Regions from separate parts of the Homo sapiens genome. Here region 1 is linked to region 2. The links are chromatin loops, found by intact Hi-C in ENCODE. Cell type or tissue: endothelial cell of umbilical vein. All regions are shown on one strand. Each heading gives the region's core, and the rest is flanking DNA. Links, peaks and the distances in the headings are about the cores only. Region 1 has its middle 13 kb from the start of SORBS2-AS1. Region 2 overlaps PDLIM3 (PDZ and LIM domain 3).

Region 1 (16,643 bases), core at 4,249-12,248, 62 kb before region 2:
CTTAAGCATACAAAGCCCCAAGATACACCAGCCATTTTCTGCTGGATGACTCTAAGTGACCTGAGCCTGAGCTCACTGCTAAATTCAGCCCCTCCACAGGTCAGGACAGTTCCATCTGAGCTCATGCACATGCATATAATCTTGACCCAAAAAACGTTCAGTACAAGACAGAAATCTGCCTAGTAAATCTTCACCTGTTCATTTGGGGTTTCTTGTTTCATTCTTTCCCCTAAAATACTATGGGTGACTCAGTTGTCCCTGTGTCTTCCAAAAATAAGTGTCATTTCCAATACAACTCTTGTTACCATTAACAACACCAGGGGGTACGTGCTGAATCTTGCACTGATTTCACAGGGAGCTTGAGAATAATTTTTTCAAGCATTTTTTTTCTTTTTCAATTCCACAAGCAATAGATGCTTATTGTAGGAAAAATTAAAAAGCTATAAAGGAACAAAAAGAAGAAACAGGTTCACTAAGAGTTCCATGTAGGGTATGGATTTGAGTGTGGAACATATTCTCCTGAGTGTTTCTCTATACATGTGGATTTGTTGGGGGCAGTGGGCAGTGTAGGGAAAAATGGGATCACACTGAACATACTGGGTAGTTTTTTGTTTTTTTTTTTCAGCGTCTCACTCTGTCACCCAGGCTGGAGTGCAGGGGTGCGATTTCGGCTCACTGCAACCTCCGACTCCAAGGTTCAAGCGATTCTCCTGCCTCAACCTCCCAAGTAGCTGGGATTACAGGTAAAAGCCACTGCGCCCAGCTAATTTCTGTATTGCTAGTAGAGACAGGGTTTCTCCATGTTGGCCAGGCTGCTCTTGAACTCCTGACGTCAGGTGATCCAACCGCCTTGGCCTCCCAAAGTGCTGGGATTGCAGGCATGAGCCACTGCGCCTGGCCTGAACATACTGTTTTATAATCTGCACTTACCTTTGAGCAGGACTCTGAAATAAAGTGAATAAATCATGTTTTCAAGTCAATTTGACATTAGCGAGGTCTATGAAAAAAAGGAGAAAAAGTCTAAGTCAATCCTCAGGATTCATGAAAATACAATGAACTCAAAACCTCAAAGCAAGAATTACAAAATTACCACCAGGTTAGAAAATCTATTGTAATCTGAGGAATTGGTAGAGGAAGGAAAGGCGAAATGAAGAGAGAAAAGAAAATAATACTTATAATCTTCCTACTATAGGCCATCACAGGTTTTAAAAGCACCTGTACAGTGAAGGGATGGCTAAAGGAAGAGAGAGATTAAACTGAGAAATGAATGTGTGGATTGCAGTTGGATGTAACATCCAAACCATCCTGGAGGTTTGTTTCAATTTTTTGAATCAAAATTGATGGAACAGATCATTTACTTTGAAATTAGACATAGTTCAAAAAAGTTAGATTGAACATATTTTTATAATGTACTAGCGCAGGGCTTCTTCCCTGTGGGTGACTTTGTCACTCCTCCAGGGGACATTTGGCAATATACAAGCACTTCTCAGGGGTGCTACTGGTATCTAGTGCATAGAGACCAGAGACACTGCTGGACCCACAATACACAGGCCAGCCCTCACAACTAAGAATTATCCAGCCCAAATTGCCTATAGTGTTGAGGTCAGAAGCCCTGCCCTAGGGTAACTCATACTACTTAGGAGAATCATCTTGTAAATCATTGTAAAGGATTTTTTTTTTAATCCGGAATTAAAAGGCTGAGAGTCACAGTCCTAATGGTCTCATCTTCTGCCCTATGACTGTCAGATCTAGGCCCTTTGTAGAAAGCAGTTTCTCCTCCCAAACTCTGGAGATAAAGCCAGAATGCACCTAGGAAGGAGTCAAACAATCCCTGAGGTGGACTGAAGCACAAGGTAGACGAGTGCCTAGAGATAAACAAGGATCTCTGTAGAATGTCTCTGGGCAAAGCAGTCATTGTAAAAATATCTCTACTGAGGCTCAGATCAGCCCAGAGCAGGGAGGCCATTCCCTCCCGGATGATCTCAGAGGCGATGATGTCATCAGCAAAAGCCAGGTGTGTGAAGCAAAGCAAGCTCAGTTATTAGTGAGCTGTCGCAGGCCACGTGGGTAGGGTAGAAAGATTCCTTTGCTTTCCAGAAGGTACGCAGACTTCAGGGCACCGATGACGAGGCCAGCCTGGGCTCAGAGTGGGAGCCTCGGTGAGGCTGCGCCATCAGGCTTTGCTCGGGGAATCCCATTGTGCCCTCTAATCACCCACATCGTCTGCAATGTGAGTGATGCCCATGTCCCTAGTGAAGAAAAGATGGGCGTATTCTCATCTCTAGTCCATACTAATAGTAACCATGTGTTTAAACACAAAACCAGGGGTCAGTCCTTGTTAGGGGCTGAATTGTGTCCCCATCCCCTTAAGTTCATACATTGAGTTCTAAACCCCAGAACCTCAGAATGTATTTGGAATAGGGCATTTAAAAAGGTAATTAAGGTAAAATGAGGTCATCTGAGTGGGCTCTAATCTAATATAACTGGAATCCTTATAAAAAGAAGTGATTGGGCCAGGCGCAGTGGCTCATGCCTGTAATTCCAGCACTTTGGGAGGCTGAGGCGGGCGGATCACGAGGTCAGGAGATCAAGACCATCCCGGCTAAGGCGGTGAAACCCCGTCTCTACTAAAAATACAAAAATTAGCTGGGCGTGGTGGCGGGTGCCTGTAGTCCTAGCTATTCAGGAGGCTGAGGCAGGGGAATCTCTTGAACCCAGGAGATGGAGCTTGCAATGAACCAAGATTGTGCCACTGCACTCCAGCCTGGGCGACAGAGCAAGACTCCGTCTCAAAAAAAAAAACAGAAGAAGAAGAAGAAGAAGTGATTAGGACACAGAAGTGTACAGAGGGAACCATGTGAAGACACAAAGAAAGCAGCCATCTATACCTAAGGAGAGAGGCTTCCCATACACCAACCCTGCGATACCTTGAACTCCAATTCCTAGCCTCCAGAACAGGAAGAAAATAAATGTCCATCGTTTGAGCCCCCCAGTCTCTGGTACCTGGTTATGGCAGCCCACGCAGACTAGTACAGGCCTTCTCTCAGGGACACTCGCTTCCACCCACTTCTCTGCTCCCTGGTTCCTAGTGGATGATCAATGCAGAGGATCTATCTTGTTCCAGAGGGTGACAACTGAAATGCCCCCTTCCCCCAGCTCCATACTCAATTTGGGATTTGCATAAAAACAAGATATAATAGGTGATAACTGTTGAGTAGTTCAGCTTATAGCTTCACAAAGACACCCCTTCCCTACACACACACAGACACACAGAGAGCACCCTAGCCAAAACAGTCAGTGGTATATTCAGTAATGCAGGAAAAAATTATATGTTCCCAGGGCGTAAATATTTAGCAATCTCTTTTCACTCATTGTTCATTATGCACACACTTGGATAGACTAGGAATCTACCATTAATCTACCCTGCTGCAGAAGCTCTATCTGAGTCAGAGGGATAGCAATGGCCCTCTACAAGGTAAGGAATCCCTAACTCTGATCTTAACTTTCCCTACTGCCTCTCATGTCTGCAGGTGGCTTATAAACAGCAGACATTTATCTCTCACAATTCTGGAGGCTGTGAAGTCCAAGATCAAGGCACGAGCAGATTTGATGCCTGGTGAGAACCCACTTCCTCAGAGAAAGCCTTCTTCTTGGCTGCATGTGGTAGCTCACATCTGTAATCCAAGCACTTTGGGAGGCCAAGGCAGGAGGATCACTTGAGCTCAGGAGTTCAAAAGCAGCCTAGGCAAAACAGTGAGACCATCTCCACTAAAAAATAAAAATAAAAATAAATCAGCCAGGCATAATGACACATACCTGTAGTCCCAGCTACTCAGGAGCCTGAGGCAGGAGAATTGCTTGAGCCCAGGAGGTCTAGGGTGCAGTGAGCTATGATCATGCCACTGCACTCCAGCCCAGGTGACACTGAGCAAGACCCTGTCTCATAAAATAAAAAATAATTTAAAAAAAGAATAGAAAGAAAAGAGCCTTCTTTTTCTGTGTTCTCACATGGTAGAAAGAGAAGGGAACTCTCTGGAACCTCTTTCATAAGGGCACTAACCCCATTCATGAGGGCCTTGCTCTCATAACACAATCACCTCCCAAAGACCCCACATCCCAATAGCAGCACTGTGGGGACCAGGATTTAACAAATGAATTGGAGGGGACACAAATACTTGGTCCATAGCCTTGCAAGGGCTGCTTCCATGGGGGCAACACCCTCAATAAAAGGCACAGCACGTTTCCAAGTTATAATTGCACAACTTGGAAAGTGAGCTGAAGAGGCAAAAAAGAAACAAGAAATGGATATCTAGAGCTCTCAGAGGATGCCTCAGGCAATCAGACTCTCTCGAGCTCTCTAGCTGGCTCCTGGTTCCATAAGACCAGACTATTTGATCTACCTTGTTTCATCATACGTTCTCAATCATTGGCTTTAAGAAGCCATCTCAAATGCACACTGAGGCTTCAAAGGAACTGTCAGCAGCCTGCGAGTTTTCCTTCCACAAGGGACAGAGGAGACATTGAAACATTCAGTCAACAGTGTTTGCCACTCAGTAAGTAAATACTCATATATGTTGTATGTTAAAATGTTAAAGGAAAATGAAGCCAAGTGTGGTGGTGGTGCCTGCAGTCCCAGCTACTCCAAAGGCTGAGGTAGAAGGATCTCTTGGACTGATGAGTTTGAGACCAGCCTGAGCAACGTAGTAAGATCCTGTCTTTAAAAAGAAAAAAAGTTAATAATATCAGAAGTTATTAATTAGATAATTACGAGATATCAGTGTTCTTTACCAGAGTGCAAGTATAGTTAAGGCCATGATGAAATATAAGCACAAGAATTTATAGATAATACTCATCCCAGAAAAATCTCCTTGGACAAAATACAAGGAACTGGTATACATTTTCTAATGATTCCCTGACAATTCTTTAATCAAACCAAGTGAAATGGGTCTGAAAATTAGATTGTCGGATTACAAATATTAATCATATTAGGTCTATAATGCAATGCCAACCAGTAACACTTTTTTCTGCCCCTCCTCAGTGACATTAGCCCATATTTGAACCAGGGCCACTTTTTTTCTTAACAGAAGAGCTTTGATACAAGGAACAGGATATCAAGATCAAAATTCCGCTCAAGCTTGGCATTCAAAGCGCTCAGACTTGACAATTCCTGACCGAATGCCACCAACATCTCAACTAAAGCCCTCTGGGGGCTGGGACACAAAGCTGTTCACACAGCAAGATATGACTTTGATAATTCCTCTGGGCTCATCTTGGTGACTCTATCTTAATACAGTGTGTTTCATTTAAAACAAAAGAAGTCACACACAAGCATCAAGATATTCTGAACCTGATAGGTACCATAGACCAGACCGGGAGCATGAGACTTGCTCACTTTTTCAATAAGAATGTCCCCCTCAGAGGCTGCTCCTATACAAACTAACCAGTTGTTAGCTTGTCAGAGTTGCTGATAGCACAGGCTTCCCCTTAGAATTACCGGCATTTTCCACCCTAACCCTTCAGCAAAGAAATTTGGTGGCTGGCAGACAGAAATGAGTTGAAACTAGTAAGTCTATCTTTGGCCTGTTCCCTAGGAAAAACACTGATATTATTTGTTCCAAGTATTTATAATGAGGTCTCTAAAATATTTTTTTCCCTCTCTCTCCCTCACTCTTTGTCTCCTTCTCCCTGCTAATGGAGAAATCTCAAAATGTTTATGAACTCTGAGAGCTGAGTGCTGTCCAGGCCTCCCACCCACCCGACATCCTTCCACACACACACTTATGGCTTTGGTCAGCTGTCAGATGATATGACAAAAAGCTTAGCAGACATCTGTTCATGGATTAATGGCCATGGTATTTCTTTCACTATCAAAGATAAATTGCTAGACAGCTGTACTAAAAACCACAGCACAGTTCTCGACACTGGTGATGCACAGACGAGATGACCAATTTTCTAAATGGAGTCACGAAGAACATTCTTATTTCGGGAGCCATTTTTTCCCAGTGAGAAAAGATGGAAAGCAATAACAAGGACTGCTGTGCAAACTTCAAATTCAAAAGGGTCCAAGCTTCCTTTTTGGCTGCTGATAATGACATGTTATTTGAAGATTGTTCTGGCAGTCAGAGTTTACAAAAAGAAAAAGGATCAGAGAGTGAACGCCTTGCTTTGCCAACGCGGCTCCTGTAAATGGTATGAAAAGCGTATTTTCCAAACTCAGACTCAGTTAGGTTCCTAAGGAAGTGGGCCTGTACTCGTGACTTTGGTCAGCTTGTGAAATGATGTAATAAAAGAATATCACATAATATTTATCTGAGGAGTAAATAAGATAAAATATACCAACAGTCCAGCATGTAGTTGGCTCTAAAAGGCTAGTTCCCTGGCCTTTTGGCCTTCGGAAGTCCCCTTTAAGCTGATTCTCACTGGCACCAAGCATGTGAATACCTGTGTTAGGTCCTCTTGGCTGCATTCCCAAGTTTTCTCAGCTAGATGTTTGATGAAGACAGTCAGAATGTGGCATTTATAAATATGTTTAAAATCAATGAGAGATTTCTAAAGCAGATATTATATAAAACAAATATTAGAATCGTTCATCAGTTTTTAAGAAGGAAGTAAGCTCATCAGTTTTTAAGAAGGAAGTGACATAAAAACACAGTTAGGGCCAGGCGCGGTGGCTCACTCCTGTAATCCCAGCACTTTGGGAGGCCAAGGCAGGCAGATCACGAGGTCAGGAGATCAAGACCATCCTGGCCAACATGGTGAAACCCCATCTCTACTAAAAATACAAAAATTAGCTGGGCATGGTGGCACCTGCTTGTAATCCCAGCTACTTGGGAGGCTGAGGCAGGAAAATTACTTGAACCAGCGAGTCGGAGGTTGCAGTGAGCCGAGATGGTGCCACTGCACTCCAGCCTGGCGAGAGAGCAAGACTCCATCTAAAAAAAAAAAAAAAAAAAAAAAAAAAATCTCACACACAGAAGCCACAAATAGAAAAGCAACAGAGCAGAAAACTTGGGTAAAGCACGACCAGCCAGCATTTATTTGGATGGCTCCCTGACAGAGACCAGGCCTGAGGAACCATCCCAGGACGAGAGGTGACAGATACACAACCAGACCAGGAGCCCAGATTCCAGCACTAGACCCTCATATGACCCGTGACACTGAGAAAGTTACTAGCATGGCCCGATGTCAATATCCTTGTTGGTGAAATGAAGAAAATCAACTAATCATCAAGATCTTTCCATTTCTCAACTGTCCATGAAATAATAGTTCAGTAAAAGTAGCAGCAGACTGAATGACAAATTGAATATGGATTTCAAAGAAGCAGAAGGTTTTGAGGCTAGAAATCTGCCTGAGAGATCGTGATGAGGGGCCAGACTGTGAGCTCAGCTTCCCATATAGGCAGGTTCAATATGGAGCTCAGCACATATAGGCAGGTTCAATATGGAGCTCAGCACAAAACAAACGCCATGAAACGATCATTAAAAAAAAAAAAAAAGACAAAGATAAAGATAAAGAAAACATAGAACTATTAAGTACAGGAATAATTATTCAATCCCAGGAACCAAAAGTAAAATCAGTTACAGTTTTTCACCTAGCAAGTTGGCAGCCAATTGAAGATTTGTCTCAGTATAGTGTTAAGAGAATGTAAATTGATAAATCAACTTTAAAATACAAGAAACTACCTACGGTGTATGCTTATTACCTGTGTGACAAAATAATCTGTACACCAAACCCCCAAGACACTCAGTTTACCTATATAACAAACCTGAACATGTACCCATTAACCGAAAATAAAAGTTAAAAAAAAAACTTCAAAATACTGTGTATCCATTGTTCTAGCAATGTCATTTCTATATATTTATTCTAAAAAAAATTCTCAATGTGTTCAAATATTTAGCTGTAAGTTTATGTATTACCATGTTATTCATGACATCAAATAATTATTAGAAATCTAAATATCTAACAACAGGTATTTAGATATATTTATCTAATAAACACATTGTGGCACTTTTTGCTGTGAAATACCATGTAATCACTTAAAAAGGACCTCCTGGAAAAATATTTAATGATGTATAAAGATGTTCACAACACATTGCTAAATTTTTAAAAAAAGTTATAAAACAGTATAATCTCATTTTTGAAGGGAAGAATATCTATTTTTACAGCTATACATATGCACCTAGAACATAGATGTACATGTATGTGTACGTGTGCATGTGTGTGTGCCCCTAGACCAGATGTATTAGGTTGACTCCATGAAATCTCTAATTTTATAAGTCAGAAACAGTACAATCTCAGAAATTTCTTAAGGTTCTATTTAATAAATCCATATACACTGGAATAAGATGTAAAAATTATTCACAAAAATGTTGACTATGGTCATATCTTCAGTGATTTATGGATACTTTTATTTTTCAAACATTTTACAACTAAGATGTATTTCTTTTAATATAACAAAAATCTTGTAGTGAAGTTAAATAATTTACACACATATCAGTCTAAAATATGCAATTTCTTCTATATATGATAAATATAAATATATAGCATATGTGTGTATATATATTATATATAACTGAAATTTATAGAGAGAGATAAAATTAACCAAATGTCTAATCCTTTTTAGTGTAATCCGTTCCAAAGATGGCAGCAGTCTATTAGGAAAAAATCACTCATCAGGATAAAAATGCCTGGTCTCTCCGAATAGTCTCCCCTCCTCCGCTTCCTTCCCAGGATAGTTCCCCGGTGAGTGGGAGCAGTTAACATCTTATGGTGGTGGGAAAACCTGGGCTGTTGGGCATGATGTCCTCTACCTCTTCTGGTCTCCAGGGCTGTGTCCCTGTTCCCTGGGTGTTTCCTGGCCTTCAAAGCTGAAACCTGAGGCTGGTGTCACTGGTAATCTGATCTCTTTGGGTCTGGGCAGGATTATCACTTCCTGCTGACTCAGCCAGTCAGCTCCCGCAGGCTACAGACTCCGGAATATCTGCCATGCCCTTCCTCCAGCCTCTGGCCCAGCCTCGCATCCAGGCTCTGCTGTGCGGTCAGCTCCCCTCACCACTCTGTGCACGCTGTGGATCCTTGGCTTCTCAACGCTGCATCCCTATCCTGTAAAGGTCGAGGGCACCCCAGAATGCTGAGCCCCAGAGCCCTCTTTCTGCCTGACCACCCCGGCTGCCCAGCTCGCTGTGATGTGCCTGAGGTGCAGACTGCTCTTGGAGTAACTCACCTTGAAGCACAGCCTCCAGACAGGAAGTCAAAGGGAACCTTACTGTGTGCCCTTCCTCTCCTTTTCCATCTTCCTGCCATCCCCAGGACCAGAAGCTGGCCAGGCCTTTCCTTACTTCCACTCTGTCCTCAATCCCTTCCTCCCTCTCCAGCCAGGTATGCAGGGTCTCCTTGGCTTTATAAAAACACCTCTCTGAATAGAGCCCCTTATGCTCAGTGATTAATTTGACAGAGGGTTCTAGAGATTATTTCTCAGGACAATAGCTTATGTCATTCCTTTTCTGAAGCACAGTATATTAATACTGAACATCACCCTGATCTTCCCCTTGGCCTTTCTCCTATAAAATATATACTTAGATGAATGCTAAGGGAGAAGAGACAAATGTTTTTGACTCATAAAAGCAAAATAAAGAGGCGGGTGGCTCATGCCTGTAATCCCACGTCTTTGGGAGGCAGAGGCAGTAGGATCCTTTGAGCCTAGGAGTTTGAGACCAGTCTGGGCAACATGTCGAGGCCCCATCTCCTACAAAAAAATAAAAATAAAAAATTAGGCAGGTGGCACGTGTCTGTAGTCCCAGCTGACAGGAGGCTGAGGTGCTTGAGCCCAGGAGTTGAGGTTACAGTGAGCTATGATTGCACCACTGTCCTCCAGCCTGAACGACAGAGCAAGACACTGTCTCTAAAAAAAAAAAAAAAAGAAAGAAAAAGAAAAATAAAATTATCTTAAGAGCTTGTCTTCATTATAAAATTATTTAAGAAAAAGAGGCAGCCTAAATATATACCTAACTAAAACAGAGAGACATCAGGAAAGGGAGAAGGCTTTGAACGAAGACTTGGAGGATGCTGAAACAAAGAAGAGAATTAAAAGAAACCAGTGCAAAATATAGAAAAAAAAATATAGAGATAAGAATTAAAATGTCTGATTTTTATTTGTAATATATGACATTTCTCTAAGTACTCAAGTTGCTTCAGAGAGCAGCAGTTCTGATGCACCCCAGCTTCCTGCCCTGGGCATGAAACTTACAGGACACCAAGATCAATAATCAAGACACCAAATGCCATCTTGTTCCGGAAAGGATTTCAGGCGGCTAACAGAGATAACCCGCTCTACAGAGAAAGTGAGCAGTAAATGTTCAAGAAGCTTCAAAAAAAGGGTGATTCGGCCAGGCGCGGTGGCTCACGCCTGTAATCCCAGCACTTTGGGAGGCCGAGACGGGCGGATCACGAGGTCAGGAGATCGAGACCATCCTGGCTAACACGGTGAAACCTCGTCTCTACTAAAAACACACAAAATTAGCCGGGTGTGGTGGTGGGTGCCTGTAGTCCCAGCTACTCTGGAGGCTGAGGCAGGAGAATGGCGTGAACCCGGGAGGTGGAGCTTGCAGTGAGTCGAGATCGCGCCACTGCACTCCAGCCTGGGCGACAGAGCGAAACTCCGTCTCAAAAAAAAAAAATAAATAAATAAATAAAAGGGTGATTCTTCTAAAAAGGATTTTAAAATCATAAATTCTCTAGTTGACAAAAACAAGACAGAGTTATGAAAAGAAAGAAATGTGGGAAATGACATAGCTCTGTAAAGAAAATAAACTTTGGTGCAGAAGGAAACAATGGTTTAATCGAGTGAAATGCAGCGGGAGAGCATGCGGGAGGTGACCTGGGCAGCAGGAAGCTTTCAGAAGGTGATTCTGGGGGATTTCAGAGGAGCAAGATGGAAGCCGAGAGCCAGCGGTGATCCTAGTCCCGGTGGGGAGAAGTGATCGACCAGATCAGGGCAGCAGGAGCGGGAATACACGTGACAGACGTTACAAAAATAAAATAAGCAAGACTTGGCCACTGGTTGGCTTTAGGGATTGAAGGAAGTGGTAGAGTCGGTGGTGACTACAAGGCTTCCAGCCAGGCCAACTGCAGGAATGATAGAAACAGTAAAAGAAATGGCTCGCATTTAGTCTTGCTCTTAAAACAGAATAACAGTAATATATTTTCCACTTACAAGTTTACTGTTATAAAAATATTAATAGACCTGAAAGGAAAGAAAGAAAATTTTCAAAATTCAAAAATTTGTACTGAGTACAAACTTTAATGGCAGTAAGAAGTACAATGTGTGTGTTTGTAACAAGCACTCTGAGTTAGAAAATACAGTTTTTCATTTCTTATCTTCAAAGCATGAAAGAAATAAAAAGGCAAAGTACTGACTTAACTGAAAGCACCTGATTGACGTGTGTCGTCTCACGTTGGGTTCGTACACTTTGTGCATGGCTTTGTATTTCCATAGTTGTCTAAGTACTTTTTTGCTTCCAGTGCTAGTCGAGTTGAATTCTGATTACCAATTGAGTTCTGTCTGAAGTTTATTATTTTAGTAGAAATAATGTAAAGTTAGATATAGCTATTACCCAACATGGTATCAGATTCAGATATTTGGAAAATCAATGTTTTATTAATGATTATCATTAATGATTAATGATTATCAGCTAGCAGTATGAGACTTTACTCACACTGCTACTCAAATGTGTGAAAAAAAAATGGTAGCTTCCTTATTTTGTTTAACCAATCTAATCTTTTTGCATTTTTTAACTGAGATATAATTCACAGGCCACAGCCCTATGACGTGTACAACTGAGTGGTTTTTAGTATATTTGCAAAGTTGTGCAGCCATCACCATTATCTAATTCTAAAACATTTTTATCACAAAAAAAAAAAAGCCCTGTACCCATTAGCAGTTACTCCCCTCCTCCTTCACCCATCCCCTGGCAACCACTAATCAACTTTCTGTCTCTGCAGATTTGCCTGCTTTAGATATTTCATACAGATAGAATCATACACTATGTAACCCACTCAATTGTCCCTGTGAACTCCCCGCTGCATGGTGGCAGTAAAATTTTACTTTCCCTCAAATTCAGTGATCAATATTATCTCAGATTTTTCCAGTTTAAGACAATTTAATTTTGGTAAACACTCATCAAGCTCCAAGTACACTCGCTAGCAGGCGATTTCTCCCCTCCCTTCTTCCTTCCCAAGATGGTCTGGGGATAGAGAAAACCCGTGGAGTCCTCCTGGCAGTGGTGGGAGTGTGGGCTGCCTTCTATGCTGGCCCCTGCAGGGTGTGGCCTGACGACCCCGGTCTCTGGGTCAGTGCCCCTCAAGGACGACTGGTCTCGACTGGACTCTTGGCGAATGACAGCTCCTCCTGCTGCCAACATCCAAGCTCATCTGTGCCTCCAGCCATGAAGATCACTGCCCATGGCAGTCTCCTCTTGCCAGCTCAGTCCTCAGCCAGCTCATGGTCCTCTCAGCAGCTCTGTGTCTGCTCTGGGGGTGGGCCTGGGCCTTTTTCCCCCACCGTATGCTCTGCACCTGTCATGGCCACCAGCATAGAAGTGAATGAATCCTTCAAAATTCAGCTGAAATATTGAACTCTTCGCCAATGTGTCCACCGTTTCCTCCTACTGCTTCCTCTGTGCTCTGGTAAGAAGATCATCTTGCTGCTACACGGAGCATTTTTTGGCTTCTATTCCAGCCCCTGCATGCATCTCATCTCTCCTACGTTATCAATCCCACCTCTCCCCCACTGCCCAGGTGGGGGCTTCCCAAGGCCACCCTCAGATCCTTGCCATGTACATGTTACGCTCAATAAATATTAAAATTAGTTGAAGTTGTGTTCTGTCTAATTAACTAGATTTCTATTTTAAAGTAACACCATGGGCATTTCATAAAATAATCATATGACAGAGATGAGTATAAGATGAACAGTACATCTCCACTCAGCCTCAAACAGTGCAGGGTAGTCTCTTGTTTGTAGGAACTTTTATGTTTTTCCTAGTATTTTACTCTTCCAGTTCGTTTTTGAATGAGAATATAAAGTATCTCTGAGTTGGGAAAAGAGAAAATTTATACGAGAATTTTCTAGGGGAAGAAGAGCAGGAAGGAATTACAGACAGAGTCACATTTGCAAAATCACCTGTTGGAGTATAAGAAGGAAAGAGGAGCCCGGCCAACCCCATGTATAAATTTCATTTTGAAGGCAATGACAACCCTGCTTCATCAGTTTCCTACAGACAAATGCATATCTCAGCTTTCCAGCAGAATCAAAATCTCACAAATGTCCCCTCTGAGGACTGTCTGAGCCCTGCCTTGCCATTTGTCTGCAAATGGTTTCTGACATAGAACCCAAACCAAATGACCAATCCAACACTTCTGGGATGAAAAAGAAAATTCAGAATGGTGACAATGAATTGGGAAGTTCAGATTCTGTGCTGTGTGTTGTGTTGAAAAAATTGACACTAAATCTTTTAATGTCCTTTTCACATCAAAGTTCCATGTGTTTCCTCCAGTCATTCCGGGATTCTACACACAAAGACATTTTTCAGAGAAGGGTTAGGAGAAAAGAAGAGGCAGGAAAGGCATTCTCTCCTACTAAGTTAGTGAAAAACCCTCTTCAGGCAGTCTCCCCAGAAGTAGAGGTGCTGTTGATAAACAGAGAACAAGGCCAGGCCCAGTGGCTCATGCCTGTAATCCTAGCACTTCGGGGAGGCCAAGGCAAGTGGATCACCTGAAGTCAGGAGTTCAAGATGAGACTGGCCAACATGGCAAAACCCTATCTCTACTAAAAGTACAAAAATTAGCCGGGTGTGGTGATGCATGCCTGTAATCCCAGCTCCTTGGGAGGCTGAGGCCGGAGAATTGCTTGAACCTGGGAGGCGGAGGTTGCAGTGAGCCGAGACCGCACCACTGTACTCAAGCTCGGGTGAAAGAGCCAGACTCCATCTCAAAAAAAAAAAAAGAAAAAGAAAAAGAAAAAGAAAGAAATAGAGAACAAAATCTCAGGCTTTGAGAAGCACTGGGATCCCAAGACAGGAAGCGTAGTGCTGAGCTTTAAGCACCAGGTCTGACCCAAACCGCCTGGATTCAAACCACAGCTTTGCCATGTACTGTGTATTTTGGACAAGGTATTTCTGCCATCCGTTTCCTTGTAAATCGGATTCGTAGCAATGCCTACCCGCCAGTGCTGTGTTGAGTACTGATATGTGCATAAAGGGTGCTTATAAGAGTGCCTGGAGCCCACTGGGCTGTCTGTGTGTCATCCTAGTCATCAGCACGGCATCACCCACTGCTATTCTGACCTTGTGTTGTGATCCTTGGCCAAGGGTGACATGCTCAGCCCACCTCCACTAGGCCTCCTTTTCAGTAGTTATAATTTCAGGGTCTTCTATGTTACCCCAGGTAACCATTTCCTTCAGACCGAAACTATGAAACGAAGAACCCAAATACCCATTTATATGCTGGCCTTAGATAGAAAGACACAATCACTTTCTCTTTTCTTTGCATAATGTTTTTCTAAACTGCAGCCCATTCGCCACCATCCTGCTCTAGGACCACACTAGAATGGAGGAAATTCTCCCAAACAAAGAAAGGTGAACATGAATGAACCTACCCCTGGCTTCTTGGTTTATGACACTCCAGCGTATGACCCAAAGGTCAAAGAACGCTGTTGTGAAAGTAGATTCAAATCTTTCTGTGTTTCGGCCCCTGTTAAGCAAAAGCTTTGAGATCCAAAAACAAAAAACAAAAAACTTGACAATCCTATCGATTTGTACAATGCTGGTGGACCCCTGGAAATAAGTTGTCATTGAAAGTATGAGGCAAACGCCTTTTTTAATGATTTCAAGCAATCTGTGGACCCACAATGCCAGGCAGCACTCTCAAAGGCCTCCTTGTGAGTGTGTGTGCCTGGAGGCTGCGGGTTGCTGGCCCCCTTCCATCGTCCTGCAAACACAGCACCATATTTGTCTTTCAGCTGTCACTATTTGTTAGGAGCCTATAAACAGAAGATTCTTTCTTAGCAACCACTGTGAAAAAGTAAAACCACCCCCACCCCCTCCAAAAAAAAAAAAGTCTGAAATGAGGAAAGAAAGAAAAATGAACTTTGCAAAATTACTTGTGGAAGTCACAATGACAATCCAATATGCAAAGTTTCAAAATTGCTGGCTGCCCTTGGTTTGGGGAAAAAAGAAAAAACTCTGAAGACGTTTTCAGAAGTCAGCTGCCAACAGATTAAGAGGCGACGAGAAATGATCTCACCACCATTTGTAGACGTCTGGTCACGCGGATATCTGCAAGATAACCAAGAATAATCCAGTTACGTGATTCGATTTCATTTCCTTGGAGAATGCTTCAGGCCTCATCTTGCTATTTTTAGCCTTGAGTGTCAAACGCCATGGGAAGCTCGTCCAAGGCTGTTCACAGATTACATGTTCCCCTAGAACAGGTAGGCGTTCTGGAAGCCAGAATCACTGACAAAGTGTCTGGAGATCGAAGCGTTAGAAGGAAGGAGAGACAGTAGGAAAATGGGCCTTTAGATTGGCAGCTACAGAATACCTTCACATAGACATCACCTCTCAGATAGAGAATTACAGAAAAATCATCAAACTGGTAAAGAAAGCATGAACCTTGACCCTAACAAAGAACACTGCAGAGGCCCTGTGGGAGTGCTCATAGCCACTTAATCTTTCAGGAAGTTTAAAATGTTTCTGGAGTGAAATCAGCTCACTCTTGCCAGCCTGAGAACAGCCAGTTTGGAAAACAGGACTTGTAGGCATGGAAACATCATGCATCCTGGTAACAAAACTCATTACAGGGTTTACTGGCAAAAAAATTGTGGAGAGTATCAGGGGTCAGGACAGGTTTGGTGCAATTCTGTGAGGCCAGATAGTATGAAATCCAAAATGACGATAACTAAAATATGCTAAGCTACAGTCATTAAATGGAAAGGATTAAACTTCTGTGAGCCAAGATCTTTCTCCTTCAAGCACTGCCTGTCTACAAGTATCAGGGCTGCTGATAGTCAAAACAACAGAAGGAAAAGATACCCAAACCAAAAATTTTTTTCTAATCCTATATTCCCACTACGCTCTTGAAGATAGATGATAAAGAGACATTGTTCAGAACTGAACTCTCATGAACAAACTGACAAATGTGAAAATATGTGTTATGAACAAAAAGACTCTCACATTGTCTCATTCTGATCTTCACAGAAGCCCTGTGATGAGGGCGTTATCACCGCAGCATGACAGATAAGGAAACAGGCCCAGGGAAGTCGAGGTCAGGAAGCCTCAGAGGCAGGCTCCCGGTCTAACCCCGGGGCTCATTCTCCCCTTCACCCAGTTGTCACCCCACACATGCTGTGCTTTAGGTGAGGATGCACTGATGGGCTGACACATCCAGATGCCAGGGATCATTCCGACGGTGCTGGGACTCCACCTCCAAAAATGCTATTGCAGTAGTATGCAGAGGTTATCAGTGAATGTGTTTTATTCTTACTATAAAAAGGGGAAACTGGGGGTTTTCTCTGTTCAAATCCCCCCCTCCCTCTGTCTCTGTATGAAGGAGCCGTTTTCTTCTTCCTTTCTTCCTTCTTTCTTGCCTAA
Region 2 (16,643 bases), core at 4,299-12,298:
AGTGGGATACTTAGGCTAGGTAAGACTTTTGCTCTTTGGGGTAAGTGAGCAAAAGAAAATGGATGGCACAGATAATAAATATAATGAGAAGGGATCTGAATGCTGATGGCGACTCCCCCTGACATACTAGGTGGGCTGGTGAATAATGACACCTCTAGTCAACATTTTCTTTGCTAGAAGAAAATAGTGGAAGAAAAAAGGAAAGTTCTTGAGGTAGAGTTCTCACTTGTATCTAGCCTTTTGCAGAGATGCCCAGGCTGACCTGCTTCCTCCCACCGTCATCAATTTATCACCTGGAGGTGACACATGAGAAAAAGAGACTATATGGTGCTTTTAAGAATTAAAGTCAATAGACATGCACTTATTGACCACTCAGCCTCTTATCATTACCTGGACCAACCAGAAGGGACTCTGCATTTCCTTTTCCCTACACAGCACACATCCAATATTGCACTGCATCCTTTGCAACTTATTTTTCCATGCAAGAATTTCTCCTAATTTTTAAACCCAATTTCGTTAATATGAGATGCAAGAAATGAGGCCAACTAGATAGATCTGACCGAAGTACCAAATCCCCAGTGATCCTTCATCATGGTTGCATCCGTCACCCCAGCATGTAAGTAATTCAGCAAGTATTTACTAAGCACAAAGTGAGTTTAGACCAGGATGGGAGCCCACGTTTTGCTAACATCTCTCCAGAATTGGAGTTTAAGGGTAATTTTCCAAGTTGTAGCTCTAGCAGAGGCTTCTATTGCAAGTCTATGAGTATTAATTTATGACTATGGTTATTCTAAGGATGGGATTTTAAGGCATAATCCTAATTTTAAATACTCTGACCTCTTGTCAAGCATGTATTAGCCCTTGTGTCCTACATTTGGGGGTTAGAAAATATGAATATTTACAATACTACAAATGAGAAAAAGGAGATTAAATTGTTTTTTTTTTAAAGGTTGAGATTAGGTTAAGGGCTATAGCAGCCAGTCAGATGGAGCCTTGAAACATTCCATGACTTTGCGTCATGACTAATTCTTACTGACATCCTCTCCAAGAGGCCGGTGTTTGAAATGCTCCAAGATAAGAACAATTCAGTTCTACTAATGAACCAAAGGATTTCTACTCCTTATGAGACTCTTAGGCCAGATTTCTGCACGGCCAGTTTATGTAACTTGGTACTTCAGGACAGACATTCCCTACACAAAAATAACTAAATTGCAGTGTATCTCCTGCTATCCAAAAATCCTTTAGCGTAAACCAGAACAAAACGTGCTGATAAAAGTCAAACAGTGAGTTTCACTTGTGGACTGAGACGAGAGAAAAGCTAAGCTATGGTTATAGGGTTTTTTGTTTTTCTAAGTAATACAAAGCTGTGCAAAAAAGATGTCTTTTTCTTTTTTATCAAAATGACAACTCTGCAAATACAGCAATCTTCTGGACAGCAAATACGTGTCAGTTAGAGAAACAAATGCCATTAATATTATCATGCTTCAGGATGTCATTGCAGATGAATAGCAAAAGGCCATGGAACAATATGAAATTTGAGTTTTTGTTTCTCAACCCAAGTCAAACTTTTATTGTAAGTTATGTGACCTTTGACATTGGAATAAAATACACTTTCTCACTTACTTATTGGGGAAAAAACTATACCATCCAAGCCCAGCCACAGATATTAAATATTAGTATGTTTATTTCTGGGGGTTTTTTTCCCCTGTGAATAGGTTTAAGCTAAGGAGACATTTTCTTATATGGTTATAGGAATAGTTGATATAAAATTTTAATATCTAGATTTTTAAAATGTGGCCGGGCATGGTGGCTCACGCCTGTAGTCCCAGCACTTTGGGAGGCCGAGGCAGGTGGATCACCTGAGGTCAGGAGTTTGAGACCAGCCTGGTCAACATGGTGAAACCCTGTCTCTACTAGAAATACAAAAAATTAGCCAGATGTGGTGGCACACGCCTGTGGTCCCAGCTACTGGGGAGGCTGAGGCAGGAGAATCACTTGAACCCAAGAGGTGGAGGTTGCAGTGAGCCAAGATCGCACCACTGCACTCCAGCCTGGGCAACAGAGTAAGACTCCGTCTCACAAATAATAATAATAATAATTTTTCCATGCTATCATCAAATAGCTAAGTTTTGTTTCTCTGAGTTTAGACTTGAATCTTAGGCTTAAAGGGCACGTTAGTTGTTGTTTAGATCAACTCCCAGCACCTGAATAAATGCCTTCCATGCAATCCTGAACACAATCTATTTTTCTCTATTTTTCTGTACAAAAATAGACAAAATGGTCCATTTTTTAGTACGAAGTGTTGCTCTTGACTAAGAGTATGTTAATGAAGCTCTTTGTCCTTTTTCAAAGCTTACATTCTCAAACCATAACCCTCATATTTGCTTAATGTTAGTGGAACAACTCAAAGGTATACTGTGCCTGTCACAATACAAGAAAGATGCTTTCAGAAACAAAAATGGTTCTTATCTAAATAAGAAGAAAGCTGTCTCCATTTCCATAAAAAGGATTGCATCCTTGCCAGAGAAGATAATAGAGTTTACATACACAGTCAAGAAGAGTGTGGGATAAAGTCATTTTTATTTTCACAAATAAAAAGTGTTTTGGTAACTGGAAGGCAGCCCATATAAAACAAGCTTTCATAGTCACCATTTCCTCAAGCTCTTCCCAGTGAGAGATGGGAAACACTTGAAACTGCTCACTGGAGAAAAAAGGATGATGAGGGTGACTTTACTGTTTATTTGAGGGGTGAGTATGAGGAGGAAGTGATTCTAAACTTCAAACGTGATGAAATATAATTTCTTCATCATGCCTTGATCAAATATAAGATCACTTCATAGAGTTTGTTTCTCTTATATGCCCACCATTTTTTCATATATATATGATTTGATTTTATATACACATATGTATACATATTATATATAAATATATATGTGTATACATATATGTGTGTATATCTATGAATCAAACATACTGTTTCTGTTGGAGATGGTTCAGAATTATAAAGATTATCTGAATCTTTATCTGTGAGCAGTCTCCAAGTAAGAAGTTGAAAGGTGAAGCCTTTGACTGCTGTCATGTCTGAGGTCATTCCAAGGACATGGGAGACTGCTGTCCATGGTTGGATCCTCTTAACATCAGCAGAGTTCTGTCAAGTTACTTAGCTTTCACTGGGGCAGCTCTAGCATTCCATTAATTCAAAATGTTGTTCCTTAATATAAGCCTCTAACATTTAAAATAAAAATTTTAAATGTATCCATTAAGGGAATAATTACATATTGAATTCCTAAGAAATAAGAATTATTTGGGTGGTTTTTTCTAGATAGAATAAACACAAGAGCTGGACTATATTAACTGTTGTATACACTTTTTTAACTGGCATTTTCAGTTACTTGTGATTTTTCCAGGAAAAATAAAAATGAATTAAAGTGGAACAGCGGACTTCTAATTGGTTTTGTCTTTTGATTACATTTGACCATCAACAATGATGTAAGCCTTGGATAGAATGTTGCCCCTCAGTGCCCCACTTAAATTTCTTGGTAAACCTTTGGTGTATACACTTCATTGTGCTTTTTGGAATGACTCTAAAAGCCCATAAACTAATGCTTTGCAAAGCCTAAATAAAAATGTTTGCAGCCTGTATTAGAAACACTTCCTTTTATGATCTGAATGTAAAATAGAGGTTGTTGGTTTTTTTTTTTAACAAATTACACATTTGTGATCTTTGCAATATATGTGTAACCAAAACCGAAAATTGCAAAGAAATTGCTTGGAGCTGATTAACTTACATGCTGCTATTTAGAAATTCTACTAGAGATTATTAATGCACAAATATTTTCAGAGAAGTTGCCTTATTTACAGGACAACACTACCTATATTTAATTATCATCTTAAGGCTAAGAAGAAATAAGGGCAGAGGTATTTTCCATAAAGCCATTATATTATGTTAGTTTTTATTAATTCAATTCTATTTACAAAGACTTTAAGGCAGGCCTTACTTTCTTTAAAAAAAAAAAAAAAAAAAAAAAAAAAAAGCTAAGCTCCACAAAACTTAAGTGATTCAGTACTGCCTGATTCTTTAATTAGCCTGAGAGACTTGTAATCCACCAAAACTTAACTAGGCAGTTAGGCAATTAGTGTGCTGTCTTCTCTCATATCAAAAAGGCTTGAATCATGGCCATTGTCATTACTTACAATTATTTCTAGTTTTTCATGCCATAATAATGGCTAATTATACTGGTTAATCACAAAACTCAGCCAATCCAAATTCACTAATAAATCAGCTAAAACAATTAGATTGCACCATTTATAAATGTTTAGCTACACACATTTTCACAGGATCTAGGATTAGGCATTTTTCTAAAGCTACATTTGATGGTTTGGGTCATTCTACCTAAGAGCAGCTACAATAATGTTAATCAACTCCTTGGCTGTGAGCCATTATTATGAAGGAAAAAAGTTAAGTGAACAAGGTATCAGCGAACTCAATCACACTACAAAATCATAGACTAAATGGAATTCAACTCAGACCTTCTTTTTGGGTTCAGGAGGCTGTTAACATATGCTGTCCAAGGTTGGTGAGAGAAATGCTGTTCTTTACCCCATCACAGATTCTCAGATCCCCTGAGATTTGGGGTGGGTGGAGTCAAAGGCTCCTAGGCTAGGATTTGAAGCTGTACCCCATTGCCCTGGCATAATTTTTGTTTTTTTAAGTGAGCTTTGCCAATAGGCCTAGATAGTAGAAGAAGGAGTATACTCAGAAGAACTGAAAGAAAGCGTTTTGTAGCTGGGGTCCCTACAGGAAGTTGTTCATATTCTCAGGCACAAGAATCTTCTATGAAAAACTCTGGTCTTACACCTAGGGAAGAGAGACACTCTCTTTTCTTTCCTCCTCCTTTTTCTTCTTTTTGTTTTTGACAGTCTGTTTTCTAACAGAAAAGCATAACCCACAACTTATCTGAAATGAAAAGGAGAAAACTAAATATTACAGGATCTTTTAATGTTTTAAAGACGATAATCTCTTTCCAGTATTATTTCAAATAATTATATATGTTTGTACGATTTCAAATCTGGAACACTGGTGCCACATTCACGAAAGTAAATGAAGTTGATGTGAATGTGTAAGGGAAAATACTGTTAGAAAGATTTATCTTACTAATTCTGCCAAATAGAAAGATTTGGGACTGGGCGCGGTGGCTCATGCCTATAATCCCAGCACTCTGGGAGGCCGAGGCAAGTGGATCACCTGAGGTCAGGAGTTCGAGACCAGCCTGGCCAACGTGGTGAAACCCTGTCTCTACTAAAAATACAAAAATTATCTGGGTGTGGTGGCACACACCTGTAATCCCAGCTACTTGGGAGACTGAGGCAGGAGAATCACCTGAACCGGGGAGGCGGAGGTTTGAGTGAGCCGAGATTGCGCCATTGCATTCTAGCCTGGGCAACAAGAGTGAAACTCTGTCTCATAAATAAATAAATATTAAAAAAAAAGATTTGGAAAGAGAATCAGCTGACCTGTAATTGAGCATTCCCTTTTGGTTTTCTTCTGTTGCTTAGAAGAAAAAAGTTTTAAAGGCTTTACAAAATTATAAATCTGTACAAAAACTGGAAAACATGATTCCCACGTTAAAAAAAAAAATTATAGGATTTTAGATCATTCAGACATGTTTCAAACTCAGGGTTGAGGACTCTGCTGTTTGGTCCTTTTCCCAAGGAATAAAGTGAAAATCCTCCTGTGAACCATACACATTTTCTCTCTCTGAATTACTGACTTTAATCTTTTGGGGACTAGAGTAAACATGAAGAGGTCTTCAAACACACAACATGAAATCATTACAATAAAGGGAGGGGTTGTATATGTTATTCCCGCTTTCATAAAAAGAGTCTCTCACTTGTGTTTTCTAAAATTAAGATTATAGCTTAATCCAAGTTAAGAACTTTTTGTTAAAAGGTGTTTTCAAAAACGAGTTTTCACCTGGCTTAGTTTAAATGATTCAGTGTAGCTAATTATTCGTAAATGCTCATTCTCCTTGTTTTGTTCCCTCATGTCTCAAAATGGGGGAAAGTTTATCAATGTATCAATAGAAGAGAAACCATATGTAAATTCTACTTGAGAAAACGTTAAGTATATTTTTCAAGCCAAAAATCCCATTTCTGACACAAAATGTCTGTATTCAAATGAGTCATTAGAATTTCTTAAAGCTATAGATGAAGAAGTCAGGGGCAGATAAGAGGTGCAATGTTTAAATTATTTTATAATATGTTAAATAAGGTCAGTTCCTTTTCACCTTAACATTTGATCGGTGAATATAGCACATGTAAAGCTCAGAGAAAACCATGGAAAAGTTTATGGCTAACTCCTCCTCTAATCTTTCCGTCAATCTCGTCGTGGGTAAAGATGCCTTTATTAACAGTAGTGATGCTGTTGGTTTCGCTCACTAATGGCTTTCTTGTGCGCTGTGTGGCTGTGTATTTTGTCTGCCATTGTACAGGAATTCAAACCCATTGGTACCGCGCACAACAGAAGGGCCCAGCCTTTTGTTGCAGCTGCAAACATTGATGACAAAAGACAGGTAGTGAGCGCTTCCTATAACTCGCCAATTGGGCTCTATTCAACTAGCAATATACAAGATGCGCTTCACGGACAGCTGCGGGGTCTCATTCCTAGCTCACCTCAAAAGTAAGTATCCGGCTCTGTTCTGGCCACAGTGTACCTAACAGTGATAGCATGGTTTCTTTTCTTTTCAAAAGTCCAGCTCTTGCTGTTTTATTTTTACTTTCCTGAAGGCACTATCAGATTTCTCTTTTAAAGACAAGCATCTAAAACATGTTCTAATTGTTGTGGGGTCCAATCCGCCAGTGCCTGACCGTTTAGCGGATAGATGGTTGGAAAGAAGACATCGTCCTGGTCCCGTCATCGCCTTTCTTAGTTATGACAGTAGTTGGTGGTAAATGATCCTCCCTGTACAACTATCGTTCGTTTAATCTTATCTGCAACAGTGTCCGCCTTCCACTGAGGGCCTTTTTAACGCTTTGTTTTCACAGGACGGGAACTACTTTGAACACAAGCATAATATTCGGCCCAAACCTTTCGTGATCCCGGGCCGAAGCAGGTCATAAGCGCTGAGACTGTGGAGTTTGCAGTGCATGCTTCTTAAATCAGTTCTTACTAATCATCAAGAAAAGTAACTGGTAGATGTTTGGAGTGGCTTTTCTCATTGCGAAGCTTATTTCAAAAGCAAAAAGAAACAAACTCACTTGGCAGAGAACAGAAGCCAAATAACTTGCATTTCCAAGAGTAAATATTGACAAGATGACAGAGCTGTGAAATTGTATGCAATCACCACGTGTATTTATAGCGAACACCCCTGAGGCTCTGGGGATCCCATCCAGAACACTGTGACCTTTGAGTCGGGCAGTCAGTATGTCTATCCCAGGTCAGGAAAGCCCTGCCAGCAGGAGCGAGCATGGAAACCAGCCCCGGTTAGGAGGAAGGAATCAGGTGAACAAGCCAGAATGATAAGGAGCAAGCTCTTCCTTCTCGTCTCTCAGTAGAGAAACTGATCATCTTCAGATCATCCTTTTCAAATATCTTCTCTAGAAATTGAACTCCAACCTAAGGGGAAAGAAAATAATGCCCTGTATTGCCAAATCAGGAAACAGTGACTTCAGGAAACCTCTGTTCCATCCTTCTGACCTCAGCTAAGCCAGTCAGCCCACAGGAAGGAAGCTGGTGGTTAGACCGGATTGATTCCGACAGGAACATTGAATATGATTTACCGCAGCTGTTGCAAACTGATGGCCCATAGGTGGATTTATTTCACAGGCATGTTTTATTTAATTCTTTTGTTTAAAAAAAAAAAAAGAATTTAAGTGCCTTTAGACAGAACATTTAAACTCACCATCTTGTCAAAATGCACATCACTCTTAAGTGTGTGAGACACGGCCCATTTTCATACATGTGTGACCTCCTGGCCCCTCTAGACACCCGAGCTTATGACTCCTGTCATAAGCTGCGGATAGCAGGTCATCCCTTATGTATGATTTCCATGTCCAGACCTTTCAGGAAGCTACAGGCAGAGCCAGGTGATTGTCTCAAAATATGCCAGACAATTCTTGTGATATCAGATCCAGAAAGGAGCCCTGGACCAGAGGAGCAGGAGAAAGGCGTTAAGAAGGCAACCATGAGCAAACACATCTTCCCCCCCCTAGAACGTGAGCTCAGTGTCTGCAGGGGCCTGGTCTGACTGGCTCAACATTATACCCCCAGCACCTAGAAATGAGACAGAATAAATGCTCAATAAGCGACCATCTACAAACAGACAAAATAAATGCCCAATAAATGCTCACTGGATAAAGGAATCAAATCCTGAGGGTGCACAACATTTCCCAAGCAAGTGGCAAGAAGAGTCCAGAGCCGTCTCGCTCCCGATGCTGGCAGCTCTGTGTCCTCTCCTGCTTCTCTCTATGTGTTCCCTCGTTCATACTCTGTTCTCATCTGCATCTTTTCCGTTTCTCCACTTTCAACAGCTTCCCCACCCCAACCCAACCCCAATAACAAAACACTGGATTTAAAGTTAAAAGGATATGATATTTTACTGTTGAATATATACAACTTCCCAAAGAAGCATAGTAAAATTAATCACTTGCATTCTTTTCAGGTTAGTGTGACTGAGTCCACCCACACAAGCTCTGGGGCTTCAGAAGGCTTGAATAAAGTGATACGTTAGAGTAACACATATCCTGCCTTTACTAAAAACCTATAACATTTAATTTTATAAAAAGTCAGGAAAGTCAGAGAATCCTAGGTATATAATCACCTTTTAAAAAAATTTTTCATTTTAACTTAAACATAGGGATAATGGCAAGCCACTCATAATGTTGTCATTTGAAGATCACACCTTTTAATGTAGCTGAATTTGGAAGAGAGAAGGAGAGAAACAGAAATGAGAAGGTTTGCTTAAAAAACAGATGCCAGTGCACAAATCTTAAAGAATTATAAGGCCTGGTGCGATGGCTCACACCTGTAATCCCAGCACTTTGGGAGACAGAGGTGGGCGAATCACAAGGTCAGGAGTTCGAGACCATCCTGGCCAACATGGTGTAACCCCATGTCTACCAAAAATACAAAAAATTAGCTGGGCATGGTGGCGGGCACCTGTAATCCCAGCTACTGGGGAGGCTGAGGCAGGAGAATCGCCTGAGCCTGGGAGGCGGAGGTTGTAGTGAGCTGAGATCATGCCACTGCAACAAGCGTGAGACTCCATCTCAAAAAAAAAAAAAAAAAAAGAATTATAAGAGTGCCCCCAACATCCTCCTTCTCTTCCTGTCCCTCCTCACTATTTGCTATAACTTCTGAATTTTTTGTTCCCACCAAACTATTCTTCATCAAGGTGGAATTGTGAGTGGCTGCATACCAGCCTACAACTAGATTTGTTTTTAACTTTTAAAACAAATGTAGTTTTTTTCGGGTGCATTCTACTTGTACATGTTTATGGGGTACGTGTGCTGTTTTGATATATGCATACAATATGTAATGATCAAATCAGGGTAATTGGGGGTATCCATCACCTCGAGCAGTAACTTTCTTTGTGCTTTGGAACATTCCACATCCACTCCTCTAGTTATTTTGAAATATACAAATAATTGTTGTTAACTATAGTCACCCTGTAACTACACTGTTAATGAACTTCTTTAATCAAAAGTAAGTTGGACATGCTAGTGCTGGACATGGCGGCTCACACTTGTAGTCCCAGAACTTTGGGAGGCCCAGGTGAGCAGATCACCTGAGATCAGGAGTTTGAGACCAGCCTGGCCAACGTGATGAAACCCCATCTCTACTAAAAATAGAAAAATTAGCTGGGCATGGTGGCACATGCCTGTAATTGCAGCTATTCAGGAGGCTGAGGCATGAGAATCACTTGAAGCTGGAGGCAGAGGTTGCGGTGAGCCAAGATTGCACCACTGCACTCCAGATGGGTAACAGAGTGAGACTGTCTCAAAAAAAAAAAAAAGTAGTAAGTTGGACATGCTAAATTGTTAACAGCTCAATTTCCCTGGGGTTTTACCATTAGCTATAGTTCTTTTGATTATTTCATCATAACTGAAGCCTTTTAAAAGACTGGTGTTTTCATATACAAATATGTAAAATTTTTAAGGGTAAAGCTACAATTAAATACATATGTAAGGTATTTTAGATCCAAATGATAAAATGCAATCCTATGAGTGGTTTTTGGACAAGTTGCTTCCGGAAGTATGCCCCAAAATGTCTGTACACACCCCAGAGAAATTAGCAATCTGTCAAATGACGTATCTGGGCATGAAGTAATTGAGTGTGTTATCAACCTTACAAGTGGCCTTGCCAAGTCACTAAGTCAACCCCAGAAAATCTCATTAGCACCTGCCTTTCCAGGTCATCAGGAACAGGTCGTGGTGACCCACGGTGCTATCCCCAGTGATATCCACAGTGACTGGAATCCATGAAAACTCGTTTACTTAAAGGATCAGTTTAAAAGATCTTTTTAAATTGGCCCAGAAATTTATAAAAGTTCATTCTTGTTTGCTTAGGGTTCATTACTCATTTATTTAATAGACATGGGCCTGATTGATAAAGGAACTGGGAATGCATGTTTAACTAAAATTACATAGTACACACATATGCATATACTGTTGACCCTGAGAACACGGGTTTGAACTGTGCAAGTTCACTTATATGTGGATTTTTTTTCCAATAAATATGTTGGAAAAATTTTTGGAGATTTGCGACAATTTGAAAAAAGTCACTAATGGTAGCCTTGAAATATCAAAAAAATTAAGAAAAAGATTTGCCATGAATGTATACAATACACATAGGTAGTAGTCTATTTGTGTGCTAATAGACTGTTTATCTGTAAAACTTCGGTTCAACAGTAGGCTATTGGTAGTTAAGTTTTGGAGGAGTCAAAAGTTATACATGGCTTTTATAGCAGAAAAATATTACTAATAACCGCTATAAAACATGGCATAAGTAAAAGTTCTAAATTGATCATTGTTTATCTACCCAGTACGGGCACTATGTCTGGCACACAGTAGGGTGAGAGTAGTTATAAATGCTTGTTGAGTAGGTTCATTACTGGGAGGCCGAAGTCTCCCAGGATTTAACTCTGTGTTTCAAATCCCTAAACTGATTTCATAAGCTTCATTACACTCAGGTTAAATCCACATGATCCTGACTAAACTGCACTACAACTGAAAATGTACTCATATTCTTTTACCAGCTGAAGTCCATTTCAAGAGTCACTATAGATCGTACAAAAATGGTGAATAGGCCACTTGATATTTTGGTATGTGATCTAAACAATGTACAGATTGGGTTTTCAATAGGTTCTCAAAAGGCAGGAAGTGAAGGAGCAAGCTGGTATTCACCTGTCTGGTTTAGGTTATGTAGGTAGTTAAACTGGATAGCACAAGACAAAAAAAAAAAAATTTAAACCCATTTAGTGACATGAGTTCTCCAGACTAATCCGGCTGCAACATTGCTGGAGTAGAGAAAGTTACTGCTCAATACCTTTTGGTTTCTTATCTTTATATGGGCTGAAGTTAGCATTAATACCTCTAGAGAGTAAATGCAGATATGGGGCCATACTTGAGACCAGAGACAATCTTGACTTAGCGGTAAACACACCATATACATCCATTCTCTGTCTTGAGCTTACAGCAACACTAACTGGAAAGTATGATAAATATTTACATTAATACTAATATTTCTTTTTGCTTTGTCTTAAATGACTATGCTTTTTTTACAAAAATCTCTTGGTATCTCTCATGCATGTGGAAAAATGGACTTTTTAGTCACTAGCATGTCAGTTGTTAACTGACCCCTATCCAGTTTCCAAATAGAATGTACAATCTCCCTAGTTCTTCGATGTGCATGACTGGCCTTTGATGTTTTAATAAGTCCCTGAAATGTATCTTTAAAAGGAAAAGGGAAATATGCCTGGGAATAGATGCGTGCTTCTGAAATTGTGCATAAAATAGCTATGTAAGAAATATAAGCATCGAAAGAGTGAAACACCACCTTATTTCTCCTCTAATCATTAATTTCAAGGTGATAAGCATTTATTGGTTTTTTCTAGGGCTTGTATTAAACCACTGAACAATTGTCTTAAAGTATACTCCTCACAGAACTAAAGAGTAAAAATAGAAAATGTTAAAATAGTAACAAAATATTTACAAGATAGCCTTAAAACATAATCTGTACCATAAAACCTACAAGTTACCAATTACTATTCAATTAAAGTTCAACCGTATTACTGAAATATACTTCTGATTTTGAAATGTTGAGCCCAAATATGTGATTGCATCTTCATGCTGCATATTCAGTGTTCACTAAAACTTTAATTTTAAATGTTGCACTTCAGAAATGTAAAAGGATGTCCAGCCAATGTAATTTTCCTTCATCACTTGTGATATTGACCAGTTTTAAAGTCTTTGGCCTATTTTTAAAAAGTGAGGATAGCTGCATCTTTTCTACTTCATATACAACTTTTCTACATGTAACCCTCAAATTACACATTGCCTAGTGAAACAGAGCCAAAAAATGCAGTATCACCTGTACCTTTTAATTTTATTAAACTTTTTTCAATCATGAATTTTTCACCGTCTTCCCTTTATAAATAAATTCTAGTGACAAATCAAGATTTGGTTTTATTTTGATGTAATTCACCTCTCACTTTTGTCTTCAATTCCTTTTAACCTCTCTGTACGTGTTCTCTGTGTTCTTCTGTCTGGACTGTCTGGCTCCCGGTGCCATCTCTGTGTAACGTGTATCCATTAACACAGTGGATGCAGCACTCCCTCCGGGATTGACTGTGGCAGTGGACGCAGCACCCCTTCTTCTGTCAGTACTGTTAGTACCATTTGCCCAGGTGACTTGAAAGTTGCGGCTAAGCTGGCCCCTAACATTCCTTTGGAAATGGAACTTCCTGGTGTGAAGATTGTACATGCTCAGTTTAATACACCTATGCAGTTGTACTCAGATGACAATATTATGGAAACACTCCAGGGTCAGGTTTCAACAGCCCTAGGGGAAACACCTTTGATGAGGTAATATGAGTCTCTTTGAACCATGGGCATATTAACTAAACACGTGGGCAATGTCAGCTTTACTGGTGTCTTTTAACATTGTCTTAATGGAAAGAAAGCTATGTGAAAAGCTTTTTTAAAATACTAAGGATTTACTGCAAATATCTAGGCTTGGAAAGAAAGCTATGTGAAAAGCTTTTTTAAAATACTAAGGATTTATTGCAAATATCTAGGCTTGGTGATAAAGGTGATTTGAGGAATTATCTGTAGAGCTTTATGTGTCAGATAGCAATAAAATGAAATCAGGTAAGGACCAAATGTATATGTCTCTCGAAAGCTACAATGTACTTTACAAATATCTGGTGTAATACTTCTCAAAGTTATTTATAATCTAGTATACCCTATGTCTGTCCTTTGGGGATCAAAAATTAGGAAGGAGGTGGGAGGTTTAGAGGAATTTTATGAGATGATTCTTCTCTCTTCTGATAGCAGCTTGTGGAGAGGTCATTATTTACTCATTTACAATGTTTATTGTGCATAAAGGTTTTTAGGTGAATACCCTCAGGCTGTTAATGTAGATATTTAATTTTTGCTGGTCTCTTTTTGACTAATTTTTTCTTTGTTATAACTATTTGTTCACAGTACTTTTGCCATAAAGATTTTGATTAAAAAGATTTATTATAGGATAAAATCTTACTGCTTCTTTCACTATTACAGAATCACTATTTATAAATTAAATTATTATAATGCTTCAGAGTGTTAAATAGTGATATCCCAAAGCTATCTCTTGGGATGAACACATTGAACTAATAGTAGTGTAAGATATCTCAAAGCCATTTGCAAATATGACATAGGGAATAAAAATATTACAGATAGTATGTTTTCTAGATAATGCAATAAAATGATATAAAATAATAAAGTAGTGCTTAACATATAGTATTATGAAATTCTTTATTGTCTATTATGAATATATTTGTAGAAAGCATGTTAAAGCTGCTGTCATTATTGTAAATGAATTTTAACATGGCTATTTTTAAAAGACAGTGCAGTCAGTTATAGCAGATATAAAAATGTAAGTTTCTACATTACAGGCTTTCAAACCCTGAGAGGTTAAATTTCTAGAATTTACAAGTAAAATGATACCCTTGTTATTTCCAGGGGTTAACAAATTAGCCTTAAAACTAAAAACATATTAAACCATATACTTTTTGTTTAATATCAAAAGTGAATGTGAATTTTACCGACAATTTGATGACTGAGAATAATCTGAGTGCTCACTGCTGCACTTTCTGTCATGTGTATATTGCCTTTTCTCTGGGAAAAGTTAATTTTGTTCACATCTATCATTATGTATCCATCAGACTCAAGTCTTGTTCTTCTTAATTACTATTTCCTGACAATTATCTTTTAGTTTCCTTCCAAAGTATTTTGCCAAGTGGAGGAGTGTGGGTGTGACTCCCCGATTTGTTGTTCAATGACATTTCCAAGGCAGCCATTTGAATTCACATTATGCTTTTAACTATACTAGAGATTCACTTGAAAATACTAGACCTCTGTTCAGGAGTGGCTGTGCATAGAGTAATGGCTGAGTATTGATGTCTCTGGCCTCTTGCACGTCTGGTGCCTCCCAGCACCTGACGATGCTCCCCGCCGTGCCTGTGTTTCAGCGAGCCCACAGCCTCGGTGCCCCCCGAGTCGGACGTGTACCGGATGCTCCACGACAATCGGAATGAGCCCACACAGCCTCGCCAGTCGGGCTCCTTCAGAGTGCTCCAGGGAATGGTGGACGATGGCTCTGGTGAGCAGCCGCTGACACCTGCTGAAACGTATTGATAGAGGCCACTGCAGGGGGCGGGACGGGGACGACAGCAAACATACTGGGAATGAAAGTCTAAAACTTGGTTTTCATTGGGAGCCAAATGAATTTTTGCTCAGAAGGATAGGATATGGATGGTGCCTCGTTTAAAAAAGGAGATTCCAGGACATGTCCAAGTAGCCACCAAGTGAAGTCACAAAAGGACACCAAAGACAAATTGCATTAATGGTAGTCAAGGGCTAGCTCAGCTTACAAATCATGAGATATCATTTTAAATGAATGTTGTCAAACTTCTCAGCCTCCCCCCCACACTCTGGAGTATCACCATCATCAAAAACTAAACAATGCTCTAAAAACCCTTACTGTGTTCCATGTTCTGTGCAAAGTATTTTGCATACAGTATCATGTAATCCTCACAGGAACTTGGGGAGGTGAGCCTATTATTTGCCCTACTTAGCAAATGAGACGCTGAGAGATGGGCGGGTGGCCTTGTGAAAGGCCACATAGCCAGTGAGCCACAGACCTGGGTCTCCAGCCCACTCCCGTCATCTTCAGGGCTCCTGCCCTGACCTAGGCTTCTCCATGCCCAAAAGATATAGACTGTCCTTTAAAAGCCACACAAAAATGCAAAATGTCCCATTAGGGTGGCTATTGTGGCAGACATGGAGAATAACAAGTATTGGTGAGGATATGGAGAAATGGGAACCCTGTGCATTACTGATGGGAAGGTAACATAGAGCAACCCTGGGAGAGGATGGCAGCTCCTGGAAAAGTTAAACACAGAATTACCATGTGATCCAGCAACTCCACTCCTAGGAATATACCCCAAAACACTTGAAAGCAGGGACTCAAACAGATTCTTTATTTTTTTTTTTTTCTTTTTTGAGATGGAGTCTTGCTCTGTTGCCCAGGCTAGAGTGAGTGGCACAATCTTGGCTCACTGCAACCTCTGCCTCCCGGGTTCAAGTGATTCTTCTGCCTCAGCCTCCCAAGTAGATGGGATTACAGGCACCCACCACCGCGCCCGGCTAATTTTTGTATTTTTGGTAGAGACGGGGTTTTACCTCTTGGCCAGGCTGGTCTCGAACTCCTGACCTCGTGGTCCACCCGCCTCGGCCTCCCAGAGTGCTGGGATTACAGGCGTGAGCCACCACGCCCAGCCTGTATGCCAGCATTTATCTTATTCACAATAGCCCAAAGAGGGAAAACACCCAATGTCCATTGACTGATGAATGGATAAGCAAAATGTAGTATACACATACAATGAAATAGTATTCAGTCTTCAAAGAAATTAAATTCTGACACACGGCGCACCATGAATGAACTTTGCAAACATTATGTGAAGTGAAAGAAGCCAGACACAAAGAGGCAAATATTGTATGATTCCATTTATTTGAGAGATCCAGAATAGGCAAATCCAAGAGACAGAAAGTAGAATGAAAGTTACCAGGGGCTATGAGCAGGAGCACGGGGAGTTACTGTTTCATGGGTGGGGAGTTACTGTTTCATGGGTACAGAGGTTCTGTGAGGTGAAGAAATAGTTCTGGAGGTGGATATTGGCAGTGCTTGCACAACATTTTGGATGTACCTAATGTCATTGAATTGCACCCCTAACCATGGTGAAAATGGTAAATTTTATGTATATTTTGCTACAATAAAAAATAATAATGCCCTCTGCTCCTTTGAGCGTTTTTGTAACAGTTTCCTCCAACCACAACAAAATAAATGTTTTCACTAATTCCATTCTATAATGCCCTATTTCAGA

The links. A loop is a pair of places that touch in the nucleus more often than their neighbours do. Peaks named below come from ENCODE experiments on the same cell type or tissue, not always from the same donor. Only the 100,000 strongest peaks of a DNase experiment are listed, where the experiment ranks them.
Region 1: a loop joins it to region 2, with 5 times the contacts of the local background. A loop is called at or near these places in 3 of 110 quality-filtered maps.

Annotation. Positions count from the first base shown.
Region 1 is chr4:185,566,282-185,582,924 of GRCh38, reverse strand. No RefSeq gene overlaps it. Among named protein-coding and RNA genes, the nearest start is that of SORBS2-AS1, 13 kb to the left of the region's middle. RefSeq lists a silencer at 12,387-12,564 and an enhancer at 11,447-16,643. In endothelial cell of umbilical vein, for the core only: no CTCF peak of the experiment used is centred there; a DNase peak (open chromatin) is centred at 8,854; H3K27ac peaks cover 1,446 bases.
Region 2 is chr4:185,504,739-185,521,381 of GRCh38, reverse strand. It overlaps PDLIM3 (PDZ and LIM domain 3), which reads left to right. Exons shown (of 8, transcript NM_014476.6): 4 at 7,045-7,112; 5 at 12,820-13,083; 6 at 14,730-14,860. Among named protein-coding and RNA genes, the nearest start is that of PDLIM3, 22 kb to the left of the region's middle. RefSeq lists an enhancer at 6,495-7,694. In endothelial cell of umbilical vein, for the core only: no CTCF peak of the experiment used is centred there; a DNase peak (open chromatin) is centred at 7,731; H3K27ac peaks cover 1,735 bases.